Regions from separate parts of the Homo sapiens genome. Here region 1 is linked to region 2. A link is a contact called in ENCODE Hi-C or POLR2A ChIA-PET data. All regions are on one chromosome and are shown on one strand. The core of a region is the stretch at or near the end of the contact, and the rest is flanking DNA. Distances in the headings are between cores, read along the strand shown. Region 1 has its middle 140 kb from the start of AJAP1. Region 2 holds the start of LINC01134 (long intergenic non-protein coding RNA 1134).

What was found. Hi-C counts contacts between places; a loop is a spot of excess contacts on that map. ChIA-PET counts read pairs that join two places held with the same protein, here RNA polymerase II (POLR2A). Pooled maps may share reads with other maps.
Region 1: a loop to region 2 is called in a pooled map, with 11 times the contacts of the local background. The contact joins the enhancer-like site here to the promoter of LINC01134 in region 2. A Hi-C loop is called at or near these places in 2 of 37 single-sample maps with no recorded cell type and 6 of 50 pooled maps. POLR2A ChIA-PET finds 5 or more read pairs at or near these places in 1 of 52 experiments (OCI-LY7).

The regions. Positions count from the first base shown.
Region 1 is chr1:4,794,997-4,797,828 of GRCh38, forward strand. No RefSeq gene overlaps it. Among named protein-coding and RNA genes, the nearest start is that of AJAP1, 140 kb to the left of the region's middle. Within about 2 kb of position 1,580, at least 2 of the 41 ENCODE cell types and tissues checked have a DNase peak (open chromatin) inside an H3K27ac peak, as active enhancers do; they include OCI-LY7, where a contact is called at or near this core.
Region 2 is chr1:3,899,076-3,901,779 of GRCh38, forward strand. LINC01134 (long intergenic non-protein coding RNA 1134) reads left to right here and starts at 1,329. Exons shown (of 4, transcript NR_024455.1): 1 at 1,329-1,556. It overlaps C1orf174 (chromosome 1 open reading frame 174), which reads right to left and starts at 1,197. Exons shown (of 4, transcript NM_207356.3): 1 at 1,097-1,197. The coding sequence starts at 1,111. RefSeq lists enhancers at 289-859, 860-1,428, 1,429-1,998, 1,638-1,897 and silencers at 948-1,017, 2,098-2,277.

The DNA.
Region 1 (2,832 bases), core at 330-2,829, 900 kb after region 2:
GTGGGGACTTCCCTCCAGCGCAGTGAAGGCGGGCTGGGCATCAGGAGGAGCTGGTGCAACTATAGGTTCTCCCTAGCAACTGTCCCTACCAACTGTATGGGGCCACAGAAGGCAGGAAATATGATTTTGGGGAGCTAGGGGCTCCCCACATCCCTCAAGTGAAGACCATTCGATGGGCTAAGAGTCAAAGGTACACTTGAGGTCTTCCCCAAAAACCAACTGGAACCAACAACCCAGGCTGGTGCCAAGTTGAGAGGGACCGTAGGACTCTAGATCTTATTGTCTGCAGATGCTCTCTGCATTTGTTGTGACTCGTAATAAGTGCTTGTTCAAATCGATACATCTCCTCTGCTTTATTAACAGGCATTAACTTCAGAGCTGAGAAATGAAGTTCTAAGGTGTGAGGATAGGTTCCTTTAGAACAGCAGTTCTCAGGGGATGACATTCTTCCCAGAGAGATTTAGCACCGCCTGGTGACAGTTTGGGTTCTCATAACTAAGTAGTACAGCGGGCACTGACATCTAGAATTTGGAAGCCAGGGATGCCATCGAACACCCTGCTATGCACAGGACAGCCCCATGACAAAAACAATCCAGCCCCAAATGTCAACAGTGCTGACATTGACAGCAGTGTTCTGGGGGATGCTGAAGTCGACCTGCTTTATGCAGAGGGTCATCATATAAATCAACACTGCTCATCGGGTCTTCCTGAAGCCAGCAGCTTCCTTAGGGAACAACAGGGTTATCTCAGGAAGCAAAGGGTGAGCTCTCCTTTCCCAGATCTTTTTTAAAGCCTGGGTGTTTTGGTTTGCTATGGCTCCTGTAACAAAATAGCACAAACTGGATGTGGCTTCAAACCATGGAAATGTATTGCATCACAGTTCTGTAAGCCAGAAGGCTGAGATCCAGAGGGACAGAGCCAGGCACCCTCTGAAGGCACTAGGGCTGGGCACCCTCTGAAGGCACTAGGGAAAGGTCTGCTCCAGGCCTCTCTCCTGCTTCTGGTGAATACTTGGCATGTGGCAGCCTCACTCCATCCTTCACTTGGCATCTTCCCTGTGTGTGTGTCTGTGTCTAAATTTTCCCTTTTAATAAGGATACCAGTCATGCGGGTTTGGGGCCCACCTTTCTCCAGTAGGACCTCGTCCTAACAAATTGCATCTGCAATGGGCCTATTTCCAAATAAGGTCACATTCTGAGCTGCAGGGGGTTAGGACTGCAGCATATGCATTTGGTCAGGGGGCTTGACACAATTCAACCCATGACGCTGGGGAATCAGAGATGCCATCACTTGTATTGAAACCTGCCCCACTTTCCTTTGTTCTGCATCTATCCTGAGAAAACGTGAAGGGCCTCAGGCAGCGAGGGGCAGGGGGTACCCAGAAAGGAGGTTCAAGTTCCTTCTCCTCCCCCGACTGAAGCTGGGGGGCTCGTCCAGGAAACATTGCGGATGATAGTGGCCTCACCTTTTAAAACCAAGGCAGCTGGGTTTCTAGTTGGAGGTTCATCTGGGCTTCAAAAGGGGAAGCAGCTTCCTCTTAAAGTGACTGTCCCCAGAATAGTGTTTTTGTTTTGGTTTCAGGTTGCCAGATAAAGGTGAAGCAGCTGCCACGGTCATATGCTGTCATAAAACTTAGAAAAAAAGAGAGTGAGGGAAGCGGAATACATAACTCCTTGCACAGAGAACAGCTGCAAATGCAGAGCTTTGCCTCTTTTTTTTCTTCTTCTTTATTTGCATCTGTGATTTCTTATTTCTGTTTCACTTCTTCCCTGAATTTCTGAGCTTCCTATCTGGCTCCAGCACACTTCATCTGGCAGCACGGAGAGTGCCCCCCAGTTAGGATCTGCTGTACTGCAGGAGGGAAGGAGGCCGCCACTGCTAGAGAGACATTTGGCCACTTGCCTGTGACTCAGTGGGCTCTTCCCAGCATTTCTTCTCCCGCTCACCTTCAGCAAAATGGTCTGGGTTTGCAGAGGAACCTTGTTATCTGTCTAGACTCTGTTCTCTATGTGCTCTCTTCTCCAAAGCTCTCCCCATGTTTTCTAACTCTTCAGCCTTGAACTTGGCAGAAGTGATGCAGCAAAGTCTCGGCCCCGTGAGGCTGTGGTTCTCCAGACTGGCAGCCTTCCCAGGAGTGAGGCTGTGGGCACTAAAGCAAGAGGCAGGGTGGGATGGAGAGGAGTCAGCCTTAGCAGCGGGGCAGAGTCTGTGGTTGTCCTGCTCTGGTGCTTGCAGCTCCGCCCACAGACAGGTCCAGAAGGCTGTAGGTCCCCAGAGTGTCCTTGCTGCTGGAGATGGCTGGCTCAGTTCACTTGTTCTCTTTGGAACTCTTTAGAACGTGTAGACCTCCTGCTGATAGTTTTATAGACAATCACCCAGAGTGTAGCCGTTGAGAGCAACTCTATGCAAACCATTGCTTCTGCAAAGCTACAAAATAATGAGCTTTTGATAATGACACTGAATGAGCTGTGGACACAGACTAGACCTTCCTGGGACCACATACCACCTCCGATTGACGGATCCCATTAACACCAGCAGGCCTCTTGGGGCCTGCCATCACCAAAGGCAGCTGAGTGAGGAGAGCCTCCCCAGGCTTGAAAACACTTGGGCTTGATTTTGTTAAAGCTGCACATCGAGGCACTTCCCCCTGAGACCTGGGTTATCTCATATCCTCTCCAATTCGGCAAGGGCCCCCGTTATGCTGGATTGCTTTGGATCATGGAGGAAAAACAATAATGAAGCCATATTTTGGGCATCTGGCTGAGCTTTGTTCTTCCTTTGAGAAAGGAAGCCATACCACAGTTGCCCCAAAGATGAGGCAGACACCTAATT
Region 2 (2,704 bases), core at 79-2,578:
AAATGCTACATTAGGAAATATTCACTTTAATCCACTTAAAGAAGGAACAGGGGAAGAAAAAGACAGACTTGTATAAAGAAAAGAAAAAGTAAAATGGCAAATGTAAACCTAACTACAGTGTATCAATAATATTAAATGTGCATGGGCTAAACAATTCAATCAAAAGGCAGAAACTACCAGACTGCATTTTAAAAAAGATCCAAGTATATGTGCCTACAGGAGACAAGTTTTGGTTCAAAGATAAAAATAGTAAAAGGAGTTGGAATTCACAAGTGGCCACTCCATTTGAACAAACCAGGAGAGCCTCCATGCAGCTCAGAGCCTCCCAAGTGGACCGGGACCCGCGCCGGGTCCACTGTGAAAAGGGTCCTTCGCCTTAACTGTTACACCCACGCAATGAGCACTTGCCCCTTGCCAGACACTGGCACCCCCCTTCAATCCTCACCACCCTCTTGGTGGATCCCTCATCACCCCACTTTTAGCACATTCAGTAGATGGGGCCAAGCTGAGGTCACTTGCTGTGTGACGTCCATTGGAGTGGCAGCAGTTGAGGGGCACAAACTCAGCTCTGCAGCATCTAGCACTACCAGGAGTTGAAACCAGTTCTGGAGAGGGTGCCCCACCTTCCTAGGAAAGTGGCCCGAAACCTCCCTTCAAGGGGGCGTGACCTGGGAGCCCCCTGTTGCCCAGGACGTGAACTGTGAGCTCCACTTCTCCCGAGGGCGTGGACCGGAGCCCCCCTTCTCCCGCGGGCATGGCCTGGGAGCTCCCCTTCTCTCGGGGGTGTGGCCCAGAGGCCCCATTCTGCGGGGGTGGGTAACCTGGGAGCCCCCTTCTCCCGGGGACGTGACCTGTGAGCTCCACTTCTTCCGAGGGCGTGGCCCGGAGCCCCCTTTTCACAGGGGCGTGACCTGGCAGCCCTCCTTCTCCCGGGAGCGTGGCCTGGAGCCCCCCAACTACTGCCGGGGGCGAGGCCCAAGCGGAGGCCGCTCCTAGGCCACAGGCACCCCGTGACCCCGCCCCGGTTCTCCAGACAGCAGGTGACCCAGAGTCCCCGCCCTGCCCGGCGCAGCTGCTGCCGGGACCCAGCCCTCACCTTCCGGCTCCTCATGAGTGTGAGCACCGCAGCCAAGCACCGCGCGCCCCGGCCAACGCGTCCCGGCGGAGCGGCGACCCGGAGTCTGCAGAGCGCGCCGCGGCGGCGTCCGACGTCAGCACAGCCAATCACAGTGCAGCACCCTCGTCATGTGATTCCCCCCCCCCCCCCCCCCGTGTTGGCTCTTTCGTAAGCGGCGGGCGAAGGTCACAGGCCTTGGGCCAGTGGTGGGACACTGGAGCAGGAAGTCGGCCTGTGGCCGGCCATGTTCATGAGGGCGCGTCCCTTGGCACCCCTGTAGCCGCTATGTTTCCCACGCCCGTGGCAGGCCTGAGAGATTATGTTTGCGGGGGGTGCTTTTTTTGTAGCTTCTGTGTTCGCCATATTTGAAAGGGGCAGACGGCCATGTTCGTGAACGGCGCTTCCCTTGGTGCACCTGTGGCCGCCATGTTTGAGCGAGGTGGGCAACTATGTTCTTGAGGGGGGAGCAACCATGTTCTTGAGGGGCTCTTCCCTTGAAGCCTCTTTGGCCACCATGTTTGAGAGGGGCAGACGGCCATGTTTGTAAGGGGCGCTTCTCTTGGTGCGCCTGTGGCCGCTATGTTTGAGAGGGGCAGGCAACCATGTTCGTGAGGGGCGCTTCCCTTGAAGCCTCTTTGGCGCCATGTATGAGAGGGGCGGACGGCCATGTTTGTGAGGGGCTCTTCCTTTGGTGCGCCTGTGGCCGCCATGTTTGAGAGGGGCGGGCGGGACGTCCGTGAGGGGCCCCTCCCCTTGCATCCCCTGGCTAACAGCCTGCAGGAGGGCGGGAAGTGCTTTCTCCAGTGCCGCAGAGCGCTGGTTTCTGAGTGCCGGTTAGCGGCCTTGAGCAGCGCGAGGGACTCCCAGGCCTGCCCGTGCTGCGGTCCCGCTGGGGAGCTTTGCGCGCTTGTCGCAGGCTGTGCTGCCCCGCGACATGCCGCTTTGGGTTGGGGTGGCCCGCCCGGGAAGTGGCCTCAGCTGTCCCCCACGTTGCGGGCGGGAGGGGGCCTTAGTGGAGGCCGTCGGTGGGCCCAGGAGGCCAGGGTCCGGCGTCGGGCTGGGGGCCGGTTTTCGTCCCCCGTTACGTGCAAGGCGGGAAATGACCCCTCCGCCGTCCCGTTACTCTCCGGGGCCAACGTGGACTCGCAGGGGCCACGCCTTTTCCAATGGCCACGCCCCTAGCAGGCCTGGGTGGACCCGCAGCGGCCACGCCTCCTCCAATGGCCGCGCCCTATCAGGTCTGGATGGACACACGGCGGCCACGCCTCCTCCAGCAAACACGCCCCTAGCAGGCCTGGGCTGCTGTGATGCGTCCTCTTTGGCCGCCGCTGAGGGAGGTGTTTGTAAAGCTGAGGACCACTGTTCTGTTGTGGGTTTTTTTGTTTGTTTGTTTGTTTTTTGAGACGGAGTCTCGCTCTGTCACCCAGGCTGGAGTGCAGTGGCGCGATCTCAGCTCACTGCAACCTCCGCCTCATGGGCTCAAGCCATTCTCCTGCCTCAGCCTCCTGAGTAGCTGGGATTACAGGCAGGCGCCACCACACCTGGCTAATTTTTGTATTTTTAGTAGAGATGGGGTTTCATCATGTT